Linked DNA regions of Mus musculus: region 2 is linked to region 1. A link is a loop called in an ENCODE intact Hi-C map of the cell type or tissue named here. Cell type or tissue: heart. All regions are shown on one strand. Links, peaks and the distances in the headings refer to the core of each region. The heading gives the core; the rest is flanking DNA.

Evidence for each region. Hi-C counts contacts between places; a loop is a spot of excess contacts. Peaks named below come from ENCODE experiments on the same cell type or tissue, not always from the same donor. Only the 100,000 strongest peaks of a DNase experiment are listed, where the experiment ranks them.
Region 2: a loop joins it to region 1, with 4 times the contacts of the local background. A loop is called at or near these places in 4 of 42 quality-filtered maps.

The regions. Positions count from the first base shown.
Region 1 is chr2:93,377,350-93,386,859 of GRCm38, reverse strand. No RefSeq gene overlaps it. Among named protein-coding and RNA genes, the nearest start is that of Gm13807, 21 kb to the left of the region's middle. In heart, for the core only: no CTCF peak of the experiment used is centred there; a DNase peak (open chromatin) is centred at 5,999; H3K27ac peaks cover 923 bases.
Region 2 is chr2:93,256,872-93,266,381 of GRCm38, reverse strand. The region is part of intron 2 of Tspan18 (tetraspanin 18); the gene reads left to right. It overlaps Gm39882 (a long non-coding RNA gene), which reads right to left and starts at 8,402. Exons shown (of 2, transcript XR_866563.2): 1 at 8,256-8,402; 2 at 7,222-7,962. In heart, for the core only: no CTCF peak of the experiment used is centred there; DNase peaks (open chromatin) are centred at 3,711 and 4,331; H3K27ac peaks cover 2,466 bases.

The DNA of each region.
Region 1 (9,510 bases), core at 4,551-7,050:
GCTTGGTGCACTTTGAGAATTGCAGACAGGATCTATGGTCACACTGCCCTGAACAAGACTGATCTTATCTGATCTCAGAAGCTAAGCAGGCTTGGGTCTTGGTAGTAGAAGCTAAGCAGAGTAAGAATGGGTTAGTATTTGGATGGGAGACTCACAATCAGGGATACTGTCCATCTGGCCCTTTCTCCATCATGTCCTTCCTGGTCCATGCTTTGCTGGCTGATAGACATTGTTAGTACCCTCCCAGCTATAAATCTAGCTCACTGTATTTGTCATTGTTTTGTCCACTAGTACATTCTGGCTCCAGACTGCATATGTGAGGGGACTGGTGGCTGACAGAGAAGCCACACCCTGTTGGTGTTGCTTAGAAAGAGACCGTATATCCTCAATATCGGCAGGTAAGACAGAGAAGGAGTCATGTATGAGGGAAGTTAAACACACTGTATGAGTTCTCAAAATAAGGGGCCCTTTCTGGAGTTGACAGGGGTGAGCAATCTGAAGAGAACTCAGGGACAGAGTCTCTGGAGAGGTGTGCTGGAGAAGACAGGGGCACTTCAGATTGGGGGAAGTGGTGGGAGACATAGGTGCAGGCAGGTCTGTTTGCTGGAGGAGAGGTCAAAGGTGAAACTGGCGATTTCATTTGTTAGAACCCCTGTACGCTTTGAGTTTAAACATTCTCGTGCTTAAACACTTGGTCTGTGCTATACTGGGAGGCTATGAAACCCTTGGCATATTAAGCTTAGCTGTGGATGTGACCCACTAGGGTGCAACTTGGGGGGTTCCGATGTCACTCACTGCTTCCTGGCCTATTCACCATGTGAGAAGCCCTGCCATGGGCTTCCTGGGTAAGGTAGACAGCCATCCTCTCATGCAAAGCCTTCAGAAATGTGGGGGGCTGAATAAGTGCCCTCGTAAGGATGTCAGGTGTATTGTCTGAGACACTAGCATAGTCACTGACAAAAATCTGTTCTGGGTGGGGCTCTGGGAGGGCAGAGGCCCACTCACATACCCCCCACCATGCCAGGGCCTCTGCTCATGTACTTCAGTGACTAAATGGAACAAACCAGAGTTTCCTTACAGCTTCACAGGGAAAGGCATAGACAGAGCTGGGTGAGACACCTGGTTCCTTGTATGTGCTCACAGCAGCTGGGTCTGCATCCTGGTGTTTCTCTGCTGTCCAGCTGCTCCCCAAGCACAGGTCCCATTCTAACTACTGACCCCGTGACGCCGAGCTCACCAGCAGGCTGAACTCTCCCTGCTGCAGAAGCTCTGGGAGGCAGCAGCACCATGGAGTCCAATCAGAGAAACATGATGACACACCACTGTGTGAAGCTTGCTGGTCTGAGAAGAGACAATGCTGATCTGAGGCCAGGAAGAACTCTCGTTAAGTGGACAGAGACATGGGGGGAGGTGGGTGGGTGGGAAGGTTATTCCTGCCTCTGGTTCTAGTCTAGCTCTCTGCTTCCTAGCCCAGTCACCATGCAAGGAGCCCAGCCATGTGTTTCTGAAGCACAGATGGAGAGCCATTCCACCACACCTCACCTGCCATGTTGCACTGCAATCACCTGAAACCATGAACTCCCGTAGATCTTTCCTCCCTTCAATTGCTTCTGTTGTGTATGAGGGATGAGGGTGATGAGAGACAGAGGTGATGGCCACACAGCTTACCTGCTGCATGAAAGGTAAATGGATGGAGAGAGAGAGAGGTGGAAGGAAAATGAAAAATAAGGAAAGAGCGAGGAATGGAGAGAGGGGTGGATGGAACAAGAAAGATGAATGAAGACAGGGCAGGGTAGAAGTTGGGTGGGCTAATAGAGGGATAGAGAGGTTCAGAGAGAGATGACGCTATGGACATCCATGAATGGATGGTCAAGCTGGTGGATGGTTGATTGCATGGTTGTAATATGGGGTGCTGGAGGGAAAGCTTGTGGCTGGATAATGGTTACGATAATGGGTAGAGGCTTGAGGAAGCAGTGGTTGGAAGGACAGAAAGACAGATTAAGAAAGATGGACAGATTAAGATATTGAGAGGCTGATAGAGGGTGCAGAGTGAAGTCAGTTTCATGCTGCTGTAAGAAATGGCTGCTCATTTATAATGAGCAGATAGGATATGTATTTGACTTAATATGGAGAAGATGTCCAGGCAGGGCCTTCCTGGTGTCCTAACAGGGAAGGGAGTTCACAAGGTAAGAGAGAGCAAGAGACGCTGGCCATCCTTTGCATTGAGTTCACATCAGCCCATCCATGACAGCTCTCCGGAGCTCCCACCTAACCACTTCCCAATGTGTTGGGATAGAGTCCCCAACACAGGAACTTGCTGTCAGAGGACACAATCAGACAAAGCCAATGGAGAACCTGGGGAAAGATGGAGAGGCAGAGAGAGGAGGCAGGATGGGGGGAAGACGGATCGAGAAATCCATGAGAAGGGCTAACAGTGAAAGATGGGTAGGTGGGGATAGCCCAGAGAGAGGAGATTGCTCACCCCCACCCCTCAGAGCAGCATCCCCTGGCCCACCAGTCCTGACTGGAGGTGCCTGATGCTTAGCGTGATTCCTGAGCACAGCTATTGACTTGAAACCAGTGCTGGCCAGCATGGTGTGTGCCATGACCCAATCCCACATTGTGTCTCCTGCTTGGTCAGAGTAGAAGGTCCCTTGGGAAAGACAAAGAGAAGAGTAGGGGGGTTTCCATCTGGGGAGGAGGAGGAGAGGCCAGCTCAGCTGTTTGGTCCAAACTTTCCATCCCAGTGGCATATGGGGAACATGTGACCCTCTCTTTCTGGCATCAGAGAATTGTCGTGCCGGAGATGCTGGCAGCTGAGGGCACAGAGCGTTCCCGGAGGGAACTGGCAGGCAGGCAGGAGGCAGCATTGAAGTGACAGCCTGGAGCCTGGCTGTAGGGTGGGGCATGCAGGAAGCTGAGCTGAGAAGAAATGGGGTCTATGCTTGTCTGTCCACAGGGCTAACATCACTAGGATGCCTTCAGCCCAGTCACCAAAGTGACTGGGGAATGACAGAGTCCCCGGGGCCACCAGCAGGGTCAGGTTTTTATCACTTACAGGGTCCTCTTTCCCACTAGCTCCCTCATCAAGCCCAAGGAAAAGAAAGATGACTTGGGGTGCAGAGATCTGACCCTCATCTCTAGTTACCACGGCTATCCTATGCAGCCTCTGAAGCCTTCTTCTTTCCAGGCCTTCTGCAGTTTCCATATTGTTCCAACTACTCTGCTGCCCGGGAAAGCTGATGGTAGTGAGGTTCTTAGCACAGCACCAGGCATGGAACATGAGACAGCCCAGAAAGCCAAGGTGCTCAGAGTGGACCACTGCTCTCCTCTTGCAGGACTGATGCTCTAAACAGCCAGTGCTCTGTGCTTCTGTGAAAGGGGATGGCTGGAAGATGGCTCTCTCTCTCTCTCTCTCTCTCTCTCTCTCTCTGTCTATGTTAGTGTGTGTGCGTGCACACATGCACGTATGCATGTTGAAGTCAGAGGTCAAGTTCAGACATCTTCATCAATTTTTCTCCATCTTACTTTTAAAAATATTTAGTTATTGATTATGGTAGTGGGCACAATGTACCATAATATAAAGGTCAGGGGTCAACTTTGGGAAATCGATTCTCTCTCTCTCTCTCTCTGATAAGTGGGTTCCAGGAATTGAACTCAAGTTTCCAAGTTGGTAGCAGCAAGCTTTGTTACCTGCTGAGCCATCTTGTCAACTCTTCACATTACTATTATTATTGTTGTTATTGTTATTATTATTATTATTTTGAGACTAAGTCTCTCACTGAACCTGAAGAGTCCGGATTTGGCTGTCCTGGCTGTCTGGCAAGGCTCTGGGATCCTTCTGTCTCTGCCCTCCTAGAGCTAGGATTTCAGATCCACGCTGCCATGTCTAGCTTGTTACACGGAAGCTACAGATCCTTATGCTTGTGTGGCAAGCACACTGCCCACTGAGCTTGCTCTCCTGCTCTCTTTTTGTAAATTGTGACTGGTACAAAGAACCTAAGCTTATGAAGTCCTGTACAAGCCAATTCTAAAAGGCCTTTCAGAGAGAGGTAGAAGTCCCCGTCTTAGGCGGAGCCCAGACTCCTTTCCCTCCCCCACATCTCTGATGGAAACCTGGTGGCTACTGTGTCCTTCTTGGGTTTACTCACTGACCCAAGAGGTATCTGTACCCTAAGGATGTGGGTGCAGGCAGAGTCCTCTCAGGCCCAGGACGGTCCCTTGCCCCACAAGCAGTGTCTCAACCTGCATATGATGATCTGTCCTTCCTCTGTCCTCAGCTCAACTAACAATGTCTACTCTCTCAGGGATCTTTCAGCCAGCCACATAAGGATACCCCAGGGAGCTCCATACAGACAGCATGGGCTGCCAGTGGGTTCTGGGAGCGTTCTGTGTCTGGAAAGACTCAGGCTTAAGTTCAGTCTCCACTGGGCTGGGCGGGTCAGGCCACAGAAGACAAGACTAACGGCTGAGAATGTTCACACATGTGGAGACTGATTGGCAACACGCTTCCATCTACTGAGGCCCGGCAGGCCCAAAAAACACATGTAGAGTCCCTTGGAGGTGGTGATATATGGAACAGAGGCTTCCCAGGCCAGGCCAGCCCATCACCTCAGGGGCTTCCTTCCAGTCCCCCTTCTCTAAGACCAGCCATTCTCAGCAACTTGCAGAGAAACACCCACACCCCATGGGAGCTGGGCCAGCTCAGCAGTTTCCCCTGTTCCAGCTGGACTCGGCTGCCCCCCACATCCCCCACACCCCCAGAGCTGACAGTAGGCAGCCTGGGTAGCAGGGCCACTGCAGACAGACAGAACCCAGCCCTGCTCTCTGGTTTCCTGGATATGAGAGTTTAAATTCATTTATTATTTAGCAAATATGTCCTAATCACTGGCTAAGGGATTCGTAATGTGCCCCAGAGGATGAGGGTGTGTACCTGTGTGTTTGTCTGGGAATTTCTGTTTGTGTCCATCTCTCTGTGTGTACACACATGTGTGTTTATGTGAATGTCTGTCTGTGTACCTAGGGTTGGGTGAGGGCTCTCTGAATGAATCTAGAAGAGTCCTCTATGCTCCACATATTGGGGGAACATTCACTGGAGTACACACCAGGCCCTGAACCCTTGTCACCAGTGTATCTGCTTATGAAGACAGTTCCCATTTCTACCAAGGGTGGCAAGAGCCCCTGAACCAGACTCAGGAAAGGACAGAGGGTCTGAGAGCAGAGTTCCATGTGTCGGAGCAGCTGAGCCTTGTGTTGTTTCCCTGGGAAGGGGTGCTTAATCATTGCTTGCCAGGCTGGATGGGTATCTAGCATTCAGGGGCTTTGTAGGTTAAAGGGTAAAGGGTCAGCTGGGTGAAGAGTTAGGAAGACAATGTGGGTGGGTAAATAGGTGGTCAGATGAATGAATGAGTGAGTGAATGAGTGAATGAGTGAATGAGTGAATGAATGAATGAATGAATGAATGATGAATGAGTGAATGAATGAATACGTGAGTGAGTGAGTGAGTGAGTGAGTGAGTGAGAGAGTGAGTGAGTGAATACTTTCATGAACAAGTGAATAGGCCATCTGGACAGGTGGGTAGATGCAACTGTTGTGTGCATGTGCACTGGGGTGTTGGCCCTGGTTCTCTGGCAACCTATGCAGCCGTGGTTCCCTGCCACCACATTTTTAGATGGCTGCCTCAGTACCAAGCCTGTGCCTTGTACATCCTGGTCTTGAAAACTTCTCACTGGCAAAGGTAACCCTAACAGGTGAGCACAGACCTCATAGTACCCCTCATGTCTGCCCACCCACTCCCAGGCCTCACTTGGTCTTTTCAAACTCTCATTAAAATAAACATCCCTCTTGTAGGACTTCCTCTCACCTCCCACTCCCAGGGCTGCCCCTGGTCTGGCTTTGTAAAACTGCCTTCCCTGGATTTCCTCTTAATTGTCCTCTTCCTTTTCCTTGCTGGGGTGGGGGCGGGGCAGAGAGAAAGGAGGAAAACACAGCTGGGCCTGCCCAGCTGTTTCCCCAGAAGCCTAGAAAGGTTGGTCAGGAAAGGGAAATGGGAAACTAGGTGACAGGCCAGCCTCCATCCTGGTGAGGATTAAATTAACAGGCTGCCAAATGTTCCCGGGTATTCCCCTGCCCCACCCACCCATCTGACCCACCCACTGCAGGAGCTAGGTACAGGGCTTCCTCCCAGCCATTCCATTTTCTCTCCCTTGATCTTTTTGAAGATGCAGTCCCTAGGGTTGATTTGTTGTGTGGCCCTGGGCCGGTCTTCTGATCTCTCTGGCCTGTTAGTTAGTTTCCCTTGTGGTGGGCTAGTCAGAAATGGCCAGGCTGGGAGGGTGGAGGACCTGGCTTTACACTTTGAGACCCCACCCACCCTCCCATCCTCTGATCCCTTTGCCTCTCTTCCGTCCTTTTCAGCATCTACAGGTTAGTTCTTTCATTCTCAGAATGGCCTAACAAGGTGTTGGACATAGCCAGATGGCCAAAGTGTGTGTGTGTGTGTGTGTGTGTGTGTGTGTGTGTGTGTGTGTGTGAGCAGGAAGGGGATAATAAGCCAGACATGGAAAAGACAAGAGAATTGAGCCACAAGGTTCTTGATATGGGGTGCCCCCACCCCCATTTTGTTTCCCTGGCGGTGGGGAACAAGGAGGGTTGACCCCGAGACCTGAGACAATCAGCCCTCTGTAACAGGGAAGCCCTTGCAGCTTAAGTGGGCCCTGACCACTGGTGTCAGCAAGGCCCCCCTCTCAGCCAGCATCTGGCTGCTGCCACCTTGTAACCAGGACAGTTTCCCTGGGCTCCAAGTGCCCTCTGTGAGGCAGGGGTGGGGGGGGTCTCTTTCTCCACTTGTCCTCCCTCTCTCAGGTCACCCCCACTTTCCTGAGTTCCTCTCTTTCCTCCTTTGCATTTGGATTTTAGATTCCAGTCCTAAATGTGTGGGTTCTTTTAGCCACACCAGGAAGACAGAAATAAAACACGGTTCGGGGATCGTCACCTGGTAGGGCTTGCAGGAGCCAAGTCAGGCATGGTGGAGGTGTATACTGAGGCAATGGGAGTACTCAGTAAGTTACTGGGAGATGTCTGTTAAAATTCTCTACCCAAGCATGGTTTATCTGTTTCTTTCTTTCTTTTTGTTCTCTCTCTCTCTCTCTTTCTCTCTGCTTATATATTATTAGGTACACAGAAAAGACAAACAATGATAAGGATAATTGAACCCCAATGTGGCAAAGAGCTTGTCTAGCATGTTCAAGGCCCTAGAGTCAATGCCCAGTATGTCACTGAAAGAAAACAGAACCATTTGGCTGCAGCCCTCGCCTTCTCCCAGCACAGCCAAGCAGGAACTAGTCAGCTCTGGTTTGCTCAGTACCCTCTGAGGTCTTGAAGCCCCAGTGTTATCTGGGGGCTTGGTAGAAAAGCAATAAACTGAAACATTTGGAACAGGCTCTGAGTGATTCCCAGACTTCTGGGAAGGCTGAGGTGAGATGGAACGAACAAAATGAGATGCTGTGTGGGATCTTTGGAAATCAGGAGGCCAAGGCAGGAGGACTGCAAGTTCAAGGCCAGGTCAGGTAAGTTTTCGAAGCCTTGTCACAAAGGAAAAAGGAAAGAAAGGAGAGAGAGAGAGAGAGAGAGAGAGAGAGAGAGAGGATTCAGCTTGTAAAGTGCTCGCCTTGCAAAACATGTGATTTGTGTTCAAATCTCTCCAGAACCTGCATAAAAAGCAGGGTGTGCAGCATGTTCCATCTGCAGTCTCAGCGCCAGAAGAGCAGAGACAGAGCATCCTCAGGGCAGGCTGCCCAGTCTAGTGAAATCAGTGAGTTTGGGGTTCAGAGAGACACTTTCTACTGATGGACACTCATTGCTGATTTCTGCCCTCCACAGATACACGTCTGTGCCCCCCCCTTCCCACACACACACGTAAAGTAAGAAGAGGGCAGAGGCCATAGCTCTGTGGCAGAGAGCATCCCTAGCACGTTTACGGCTCCAGATTAAATGCCCAGTATTTCATTAAAAGAAAAAAAGATGCTGTGACTCCTGGGGAGGTGCCCACCCTAGCCACTGCCCTTAAGGGGACAGTCTGGCTCCATCAGGCTCCAAAGATGACCCCTACACGACTCAGACCAATAGCCGCTCCGATCCCCAGCAGTCTCCCACCTGCCATCCACTTCCTCCCTTTCTACAGAGAACAATCGCTGCATTGTTTTCTGTAAAAATATACATTTGTTATCAAAATGAACGATAATCTATGGACCTGAACAATGTAATTTACCAAAGTTCCTCATCTAGGAGAACTACAGCTAATGCTTGACTGATGCCCTTCTAAATATAGCTTTAAGCAGATGTACAGAAAGAAAGGCAGACAGACAGTAGGAAAAATAGAGGGTTGGGCCATAATATTATGGGCTAACAATAGCCTGTGGAAAACTGAGATAATTGCATTGAACTTCATTGATTTTTAATGTTTTGCATTGTGTATGGAAGTGTAAGCAGACCTATTCATACTACACTGTACACATGTGAATGTCAGAAACTAATTTGGAGGTGTCAGTCCCTCCTTCTATCCTGTGGGTCCCTAAGATGGAGCCCAGGTAGTCAAGCTTGGCAGCAAGCACTTTTGCCTGCTGTGCCATCTTGCCAGCCCTTTACTGTCTTTCTAAACTACATGAAAACTCAGTCTGGAGGAGGAAAAAGAGCTGAAGTAAGGAACTTTGAAAACCAGTCGACAGCGTTGCTTGGATACAGAAAAAGCTGAAGAGGAAGAAGAGAGCCAGGCACAAACACCGAGCTTGCGCATTCATTTCTCAGCCGGCCCAGGTTAGGAATCTTGAAATGACTCTATTTGTCTGCTAGGTTGAACAAATAAGTCCCCATATGGTGGGTAACGAGAGCCAGGCTTCTCTCAGCAAGAAGCTATCGGCGAGTAAGCGCGGAGCTGCGGTGAATTCGGGAACACTAGATGAGCACACGATGAAGTCATGTCTGTTTTAATGCACTCTTGTCCCCTGGGAGAACAGTCCAAGGACCTGCCACGGATACAAAAACGTTCAGGCTCCAAAATCTACAGATGCTCAACTGAAGCTCCTTGTAAAAACCGCCTGACATCTGCACATAACCCGCGCACCAGCCACACCCCCCTGCAGGATTATCCCTAGGATGCTACTAACGCCAAATGCAATGAAAGTGCCTCATAAATCCTGGTTAGATTGCAGTGTTTAGGAAACATTGAGAGGGCCAGTGAGATGGCTCAGCAGGTGAAGCCTTGCCACCTGAGTTCAATTCCAGGACCTCTGGTCGAAGGAGGGAAGGGACTAGCTGTCCTCTGACAATGGACTCACATGTGCAGTAATGTGCACACACACACAAGACATAGATGTAATTAGAAATTTAGGTGGGTGTACTTATTTCCAATTTTATGTGTATGGGTGCTTTTCCTGAATGTGTGTCTGTGCACCACTTTCATGCCTGCTGCTTGTAGAGACCAGAAGAGGGCATCAGAGTCCCTGGAACTGG
Region 2 (9,510 bases), core at 2,996-5,495, 120 kb after region 1:
AGAGGTGGCTCTTGTGGTATCACAAGGGTTCCAGGGATTCCTAGAGAGAGAAAAAAAAAGTGGCACCTCTGAGCTCTTGGAGCTGAAAAGTAGGACCCATCTATGCCAGAGCCCTTTCCTGTACCTTGTTACCTTCTCAGCTTGGGCTGGCTTGACTCCTCTGCCCCACCTGGTGACAGAGCCCTGAGTCTTCATGTTTGAGTTCTGCCTCCCAGGTCAGCCTGAACGCCTCTTCCAGGCAGGTTGACCCACCAGGCTGAGCTTTGTGCTTCCTGGGTCATGGATGAGCTCCTGGGGCCAGCTCTGCTCCCTGGTCTCAGCCATGGTGCTTGGGTCACGTTTCCTGGCTCACCATCTGCTTCTCAGGAGCATAGACAGTTCATTTAAAAATTCACGAGAGGCCAGTGTAGCACACACCACCTAGATGGCTTGGGTCTATATCCTAATCTGGCCACCTGCTTGCTGTTCAAGTTACTGGACAAGTTACTTAAACTTTCTGGGCCCAAGAATTCTTGTTTAATCTGAAATGTCACCTACTTTCTATTATTGTTATGAAGGACAGAGTGATTAGATCTCTCACACACATTCGGTAAGGTTTTAGGTTTTAAGGTGCAAAGAAATAGGTAAGGCAGCTCCTGGTGTCTAACAAAGCAAATGAGAATATTGTGGAGCTACAGAAACTAAAGCCAGAGAGGTCTGTCTCTGCCCACTAGGGCATACACAGGGATGTTGAAGTGTGGGAGACAGCAGGTAACCTTTTAGAAGGTCAGATAATATTGGCTGGTACTATACTGGACTATTTCTCATGGAGCTAAAATCAGGACCAAGACATTTTCTTGGGTCTCATTGGGGATTATTGAGAGCGCTTGACTTTTAATTAGAACATTATAGGTAATAATAAAATCAGCAGAAGAGACGTTAAGTAGGAACTGCTCACTCTCTCTCTCTCCTTTGTCCCTGCTTGGGAATTGAGCCAGGCTTATATAAGTGCATGTGCGCGCATGCACACACACACACACACACACAGAGTGCACAGTCTTTTTCACATAGTTCCATGTTGGGTCTTCAAGCAACAGGCTGCTTCCTAATTAGCCATGCCATTTTAGACACTGGGTTTCTCTGAGCCTCGGTTTCCTCCTCTGACAGACAGAACTACCCCCTCTGCCCACCTGGACTCAAGGTTTCTCTGGGCTAGAAATGGTTTCCTCATCTTCATCTCTGACATTGCCTAGCATGTGCTATGTTGCTGCTATGTGGGCAGGCTAGTGCACTATGTGGGCAGGCTTCTGAGAGCTGCGGCCATTCCAGTAAGCTGAGGTTTGAATGTCACTTCCAAAATCCAGCTGAAATGAGCTATGCCAAGACGGGATGCAGAGATGGCCTTTATGATGTGATGGGGAACAGGGTATGTAATTCCACAGGCAGAGTACATACCCAGCAGACACAAAACCAGTGTCCAATTCCCAGAACCACAGACACCTGATGTAGTAGTGGTGTACATCTGAAATCCTAGCACTTGCATGTGGAGCAAGAAGACCAGGAGTTCAGGGTCATCCTTCATCCTTGGGTTCCGCAGGGCATCGTAAAGCAGCCTGAGCTTAAACAACAACAGACCAAACAAACAAAAACCAAGATGAGAAAGAGAAAAGAAAGAAAGAATGCAAGAAAGAAAGAGAAGAAGGGAGGGAGGGAAGGAAGGAAGGAAGGAAGGAAGGAAGGAAGGAAGGAAGGAAGGAAGGAAGGAAGGAAATGAATGGTTAGTTGGTGAGGGTTCTGTCCCTGTAGATTGGCCAGTATGGTTGTGAGAGAGTAGGTAGTCACCACAGGCCATGGGCTCAGTTCCATCTCCACCTTGTGAGCTCTCTTGCCTCTCTGCCTTTCTCCACAGGATGGTGCAGCATGAAGGTCCTCACCAGATGAGAAGTAAGTTTCTTTATAAACACTGAGTCTGCAGTCATTTGTTAACAGCAGAGACACTATTAAGACACAGAACTATGGTTATCCTTTCCCCATGGACTTCTCCAAGACTCCTCCTCTTCTCATGGCTGAGGTTACCTGTCATCTCAGTTACTTGTGGTTAAAGATATAAAACAGAAAACTCTAGAGATAAACATTTCACAAGCTTTCTATTGTGTGTCATTCTGGACATTGAGATAAAGTCTTGCGCCATCCCCAGTCCACCCTATCCAGAGTACAGGAATCATGTCGTTGTCCAGTATATCACAATGGATGTATACCCTCCCAGTAGACACTTAGTAGCTATTCTGATTTTCAAATGAACTGTTGTGCCTCAGCATTTATTCTTAAGCAGTTCTTACTTCTTAGTGATACCCCCAAAGCTCTGTCCATGCTGACAACCCAGACTCACAAAAGAGAAACATTGATGTGTTTCCTTTAAGTATCAGGATTGTAACAGGAAGAGCAAACCAACCCAGCAAAATAAGATGCTGAGAGGAGCCATGTTCATATAACTTTTATTAAGTATATTGCTTTGACTACTCTATTTCATTTTCAGTTGCCTTGCCAATCTCTGTACCAAGTACACACACACACACACACACACACACACACACACATACACACACATGTGAAAATATAAGAAGTACAGTGCTTGGTACATCTGTGGACTCAGCCATCTCTGGGCTTGTTGAAGGGTATCCCTCCATGGATAAGGGAATTCCATTTAAAGAAATGAGCATCTGGGGAGTCAAAATCCTCCTCACCATAACCATAATGTAGAGGGAGGCCAGACAGCAGAGGTGAGGAGGAGAGTACACTGGACTGGAAGCAAATTCCTCTTAGAAGCTCCTGTAAGACAGCAAGGAAACAGCCCCTCGTGGGTATACGTGAATGTGGAGAGAAGATGAGTGATGCTTCAAAGCTTTTGTGGGTTGAGGAGAGAGGGTGCAGGTGTGTAGGTGTTTTAAGAGTGCCCACCTGAGGTGTCTGGATTGCTGGGGCTCCCTCAATATCAGGGCTTTCCCCAGCTTTCTGGAAAATGTGGCTGAGGTAACTGTAAATGATGCAGGTCTCAAGAGTCTCCATGGTTTAGCCTACTGTTAGTTTCTCAGTCAGAAGCAGGGCTGTAGAAGGCTTGTGGCATTTTCCATATCGTTTAGAGTCCGATTCCCGCCCCTACCCTCTCCACCTCCACACACTTGTGGTTCCCAAGGTCACCACAGAGGAAGCAAGGGTCCTAGAGAGAAAGGGCCCTTCTGTTCCCTAATAAAACAAAGCTTAAGGACACTGCCATTTCTGAAAACAAGTTACAGGCATGTGGGTACAAAGCATCCTGGGAGATGTAGTTTTTGACCAGGCAGCCCCCTTTCTTTAGAAAGGGCACACTAGTGTTGTGTTGGAGGTGGGTCATTTGGCCTGCTAGGCTCTTTTTACAATGCTTCCCTAGAGTCTCAAGAGAGGACCTGTCTTGGGGTGAGGACAGCCTTAAGACCAGGACAGAAGAGAGATAAGTTGTAGATCTGGTCTTGGCTTCTCCATTTATCTCATTTCTTGGCCCACTGGACCAAATTCAGGGGATTAAAAAAACCTAGGGCTCTTATCAGAGGCAGAGTCAAGTTGGGGTACTTTGAACAGCCCCCCCCCCTTTCATAGCATTCCTCCTTATCTCTGCTGTGGGACACTGGGACCTCTGCCTTGTTCCACATCACAAAGGGTTTCACCTAGGACCAATGCCAGAACTGGCAGAGTGCCTTCAACATTTGATGACCACAAACTCATGTGATCAACATTGCTGAAGGAGTGAAGAGAGAGAGAATGGGTTGCCCTGCTTCTGGAAGTGGAGGATCTGTGTGACTCGGCCTGTGTGGTTTAGGACCTGTGCTGGAATTTTCTCTTAGCCCCTACTAGGTATCAGTTCAGACAAAGTCCTTCCTCTTGACCCTGCCCCACCCCCTCCAGCCTAACTCTTACTTCCACTCTACACCGAGCCTGGCTAACACAGGTGAGGGCTTGGCTTTCCAGCTGAGTGACCCCAGGGTCTCAGACCTCCTGCATTCTTCTGTCAGAAGGGGAGAGTTTGTCACTGCCCCCACCTGCTGTCATTGTTTAAGGTCTGGATTTATTGGCCCTGGTTAGTTATTTGGTGAGGTGATTGGTAGCTCACCTCCCCCATCCTTGGTTAATCAGTGGGCCTCTTTACAGACCTCTGACCACCAGACATGGAGTTGGGGACAGAAGAAATCAAACTGTAACAGGAGCAAGCTGGGCAAGGTCCGAAGGGACATCAAGGAGGGGGGGGAACCACCTCTCTGCTCCTTCCTTCCTGTACAGTCAGGGCCCCTGTGACCTCTACAGACAGTGCCCTTGGTCTGGGTCTGGTGACACCAGGGAGGACAATGGGAGGAAGGAGAACGCTCAGTGGTTAAAAAAAAGAAAAACAGGATCCTCTGGCCTGGCCTGTGCCTGGAATGTCTCTCAGCTCAGCCTCACCAGGAAAGACGGGGAGGAAAGGACCTTGGAAGACACAAGACCAGGCTTCCACCCTCTGTGACTAGGACCAGACTCTTCTTGCTGTTATTGTTAAGGGATGGTCCAATCCCAAATGCTGGCTGAACCAGGGCAGGCTGGGCACCTAGTGCTCCTCAGGGACCCTCTTATCATGTATCCATTCCTTCCTTCGTTTGTACCACGGACATAACTGGCACCAGCTGGATATCAAAGGCTTTGCCAGCGTTTGGAAAAAAAATTGTCAGCCCTCCCTGTTCCTTGTCTGTTTCCTAGAATAGATGCCAATCACCCTTGTGGTCACAGACTAGAGGCCCTGTCCTTGATGGCTCCTGAATGTGTAATTGGATGACCCCAGAACCCTAAAAAGGAGATCAGTGGGCTCCTAACCACTGCAGTCCTTACTCCTGGCTGTGGGAACTTTCCCAGGCCATCTTCCAGCCGGGACTGGCTTCTGTTTCCCTTCACAAGCAGGGCGAAGCCTGGCCCACTGGGCAGCCTGTGTCTGGGGTCCTCTAGTACCCCCTCCCCCATCCTTACCACTCTGCTGCTTCTGCCCCTCCCCCACCCTCCTTTGCTCCTTGTGTTTCTGAATTCTCAGCAGCCTCAGGTGGAAGCAAGGCAAGCAGGGCGAGCTGTCCTGTTGACTGAGGTGGGTGAGCAGTTAGGAGCCTCCTGCTAGTTAATGGCCTCGTGCAAGTTCATCTGGTGATCGAATGGATCCTCTGTCACCTGCAGCCTGTGTTCTCACCCAAGGCCGTCATGGGCTTGACAGCAGGCCTTGTGTTACAGGCCAGGCACCATACTGCTTCTCAGGCAGGGCCGTGGTGTCCTTCCACCCCCTGCCCCCCACAAACCTGCCAACACCTAGAAAGCATGGATCCCTGTATGCTGCTCCTATGACAGCCCTATCTTCTGCTCCCTGCTCCTTGGGATTCATCTTTCTTCTTTGGTCCTTCTGATGAGCCTTAGAGCCCTGTACTGGCTAGTTTTGTGTCAACTTGACACAGCTGGAGTTATCACAGAGAAAGGAGCTTCAGCTGGGGAAATGCCTCCATGAGATCTAGATGTAAGGCATTTTCTCATTAGTGATCAAGGGGGAGGGCCCCTTGTGGGTGGGACCATCTCTGGGCTGGTAGTCTTGGGTTCTATAAGAGAGCAGGCTGAGCAAGCCAGGGGAAGCAAGCCAGTAAGAAACAACCCTCCATGGCCACTGCATCAGCTCCTGCTTCCTGACCTGTTTGAGTTCCAGTCCTGACTTCCTTGGTGATGAACATCAATGTGGAAGTGTAAGCCGAATAAATCCTTTCCTCCCCAACTTGCTTCTTGGTCATGATATTTGTGCAGGAATAGAAACCCTGACTAAGACAAGCCTGAATGTCTATGTAGACCAGGAGGACAACATGCCAGGATCAGGCCCTAAAGACTCTGCAAGGAGCCTGGGCAAGGTGGTTGGCAGAGAGGATGGAAGAAGCCTGGCACTAAAAGGATGGTGTTTATGGCCAGGATGCTGGTGTCTCATGGGAAGATGGTGGGTCCTGAGTGTGGCCACAGCAAAGATGACTGATTTTTGTCCCCAGTCTGAGTACAGGTCAGTTGGCAGTTTCTTTCCTTCTTTCCTTCCTTCCTTTCATCTGCCCTTCCTTCCCCTTTCCCTTCCTCATTTTCTTCTTCTCCCCCCTCTTATTCTTCACCATCTTCTCTTCCTCCCTTTCCTTCTCCTTCTCCCTCTCCTTCTTTTCCTTCTTTCTTTCTTTCTTTCTTTCTCTCTTTCTTTCTTTCTTTCTTTTTTTTTTTTTTTTTTTTGAGACAGGGTCTCACTATGTAGACTTGACTGTCATGAAACTCACTACATAGACCAATCTAGCCTGGAACTCACAGAGCTCTATTTGTCTCTGCCCTCCCAAGCCCTGGGATGAAAGGCATGCATCACCATACCAGCCCACAACCCCTCTCAAGACACTCACTCTTGCATTCCATGCTTTTCCATCTGGAAAACTCAGCTTCCTTTGATGAAAGGCATGCTGGGAGATAGAGATCAGGTCGAGTGTGAGGTGACATAGTGGACGCACTCTGTCATCTGGGCTGTAGGATCTGTGGCAATTCTACCTGTTTCAACAGGACTCAGGTTCCTAACCTGCAGAGAGTTCCCCCAAGGCCTCTCCAGGCTGATGTCACTATAGGAATCCTCAGTGTGATCCGCTCCATGGCAGAGCCCGGGAGAGGGCGTTGTGGAGCAAGGAGGACTGATAGAAGTTGTCTTTGCAAGCCCTGTGTGCTGAAACTTCCTGGAGGCTTAGCTGGACTGCTTTCCTCCCCTCCTGACCTGCATCTGCCTGTCCTGCTCTCTCATGTGGACTGGTGGCCTTAATGCTCCCATTCCCTGTCCAGGACCCCACTCTGTAGCCTGTGTGAGCAGGAGTCCTCCCAGTGACTTCACTCTGCCCTCCTCCCTCCACATCAGCTCATCACGAGGTTCTAGTTCCTAAACAGGGAAGTATTAAGTCCACCCATCCTCTCTACCATCACCCTCACCAACATTACCACCCTCACTAGACACTGGTGGTGGAAAGGGCTTCTGCCTTTCCACCTACACTGTATCATACACTGTAACCCAGGCAGGTCTGTTAAAATGTTTTTATTTTTTTAATTGACTTTTAAAAAACGGAGTGTTAGGTTTACAATAACAATCAAAACCAAAACAAAACAAAAAAACAAAAAAGCAGCGGTCAGAAAACTGTCTTTCTCAGACACCTCTGAGCTGGTATAACCACACCTTTATTCCCATTCTGTGATCTTGTGGTGTGTTTGTTGATACATTGTTGTTACGTGGAGGCCAGAGTTCACATTAGGGATCCTTGCCCCACCTTGGAATTGTAGCTTTCATAGGTTGTGAGGAATGCCAGGTGACCACCAAGGCTGTATCACACAGCACCATCTTTGCCTTCAAATTCTTTGCTGCGGTGTCTTTTATTCTCACCGCTTCATCCAAACCCCATGGGTCTTTTCTCTGTCTTCCAAGTCCCCTTCCGGAATACTGTGCAGCTGTAAACATTCATTGTTTGGGCCTTTCAGAAAGGCTTCTCTGCCCAAAGGATACATTTGGGTTCCTCCATGTCATTCTGGGCGTGGTAGCTCACTTACTTTTTTCTCTGGGTGGTATTTCACCGCGTGAGCACAGCCTGGCTTAGTTGTCAACACCCCTGTCATAGGTGGTTTTGAGAGTTTGGGCAATTATGAGTGAAGCTGTGATAGGCTCTTGTGGGGACATGAGTGTTTTGACTGCTTGAGTCAGTACTAAGGAGGGCAGTTGTTAAGTGGCAAGGGAAGGTCCTTGTAGTTGTGGAAGAAGCCACTAAACTGTCTTCCACAATAGCTATTCTGCCCCCCTTGCTGCCACCTAACAGCTGCCCTCCATAAGACAGACACAAGCAGTCAAGCTCCTTGTTTGGTGAGCGATCCGGTTGCTCCGTGCTCTTACTAGCATTTGGTATCATCCTATAAAAAGAAAAAATAGACATTTGAATAGGTGAGTTGTGGTGTCCTGTTGTATAACCCCAGATGACTGCATGTCCCCGGTTGGAGCATCAACTTGGATCAGCCATGTGTGTGGGCATTCTGGGGTTCCCACTGCACCTCACTCCTTTGATGGGACTCAGAATGCTGCGAGATCCCACCCCAGGCCAACTCAGCACCTCACCCCCTTTCTTTCTCCTCCCTCACCCCATGCCACCCATACCAGCCTCAGCCTTCTCTGCTTGAAGCCTAGAGCACTGCTGATCCTTTCTTACCTGGAAGCCTCACCCTGCCAGCTGCTCCCTGTGCCTGGAGCTTGTCCAGCCCTTTCCCCAGGGAGCCCCTCGCTTCCTCGGGGCTGAGCAGGTCACCCTTCTTGAAGGGAACTACCTGGGTTCTCATTCTCCTCTCAGCATTGCTGTGAATGACTTCCCACTGAAGTCACGGACTTATTTGCTAGGTTATTTATGACATAATTGCTTGTGGGGCTGGGAGACAGAGCTTAGTGAGTAGTGTTTGCTTAGCACTCATAAACTCTACGTTCAATCCCCAACACTAAATAAGCCTGGAAGGGCTTTCCCTATTGTTCAACACTGCTGATCTACTTCACAAGGCTTTACGTAGCTCTGTGGACTGTAAACGGGGGCCCAGTATGCTACATTTTAGCTCTGGCTTTCTGCAGGAAACAGAGAAGTGGGAGGAGCCTCCTGGGAATCTCTACCTGTTCCACCTCACCAACCCTGTTAAAAGGCATTCTCCTGCCTCAGAAACTCATGGAAATGTCCTGTATGCCCAAAGCTTGGCACTCAGAGAAAAGATGTGGCCCAAGCATGTCAGGAGCACACTCATCTTGCACTGTTGTTATATTTCCTTGTCTCCAGTTTTCAACGCTAGAGAAACTCAGAACTTGGCCTTGAATAAATGTGTTGAGGGAACCAGATCCCATAGCACGGTCCTCAGATGCTCCCAGCCCACTGGAGGAGGCTGAAGTGGTCAGTGTCCGAGTCAGCTGGGACTCAGAACAAGGGTATCAGAAGTGGTGGTGCAGGAGAGGAGGGGAAGGAGAGGGGAGGGAGCCGAATGCATGGTGAACCAGATTCTGCCTGGGCACCTGGCTTGTCCCCAGCCATCTCCTTCAACCCCTGCCCTGTGGCTCAGCATCCCTGGTCTCTGTCAGAATAGAGCAGACAGGCAGAGACCACGGACCTCTGCCAAGGTTGGCTCCCAGTCTCAGGCAGAGAGTCTCAGGCATGGGAGGACCCAGGAAGGCTGCCTTATTGTCCCTCTTTCTGCCCACCCTGCACAACGCCTGGCACAGCCCATGCTGTAAGGAATGAATGAGCTTGCCACACTCCTCCAGATAGAGGCAAACCTCTTCTCTGTGCTCAGCTGCTCCCCCCCCCCCGCCTTCATCCCCCTCTGCTGCTCCTCTATTATCCATCCAGATCCAGAACCCTCCTGCTCCACTCCTGCCTAAGCATCTTTCCAGCCCTCATCTGCCTCTCTCCATGGCAACTGGAACATGGGCCT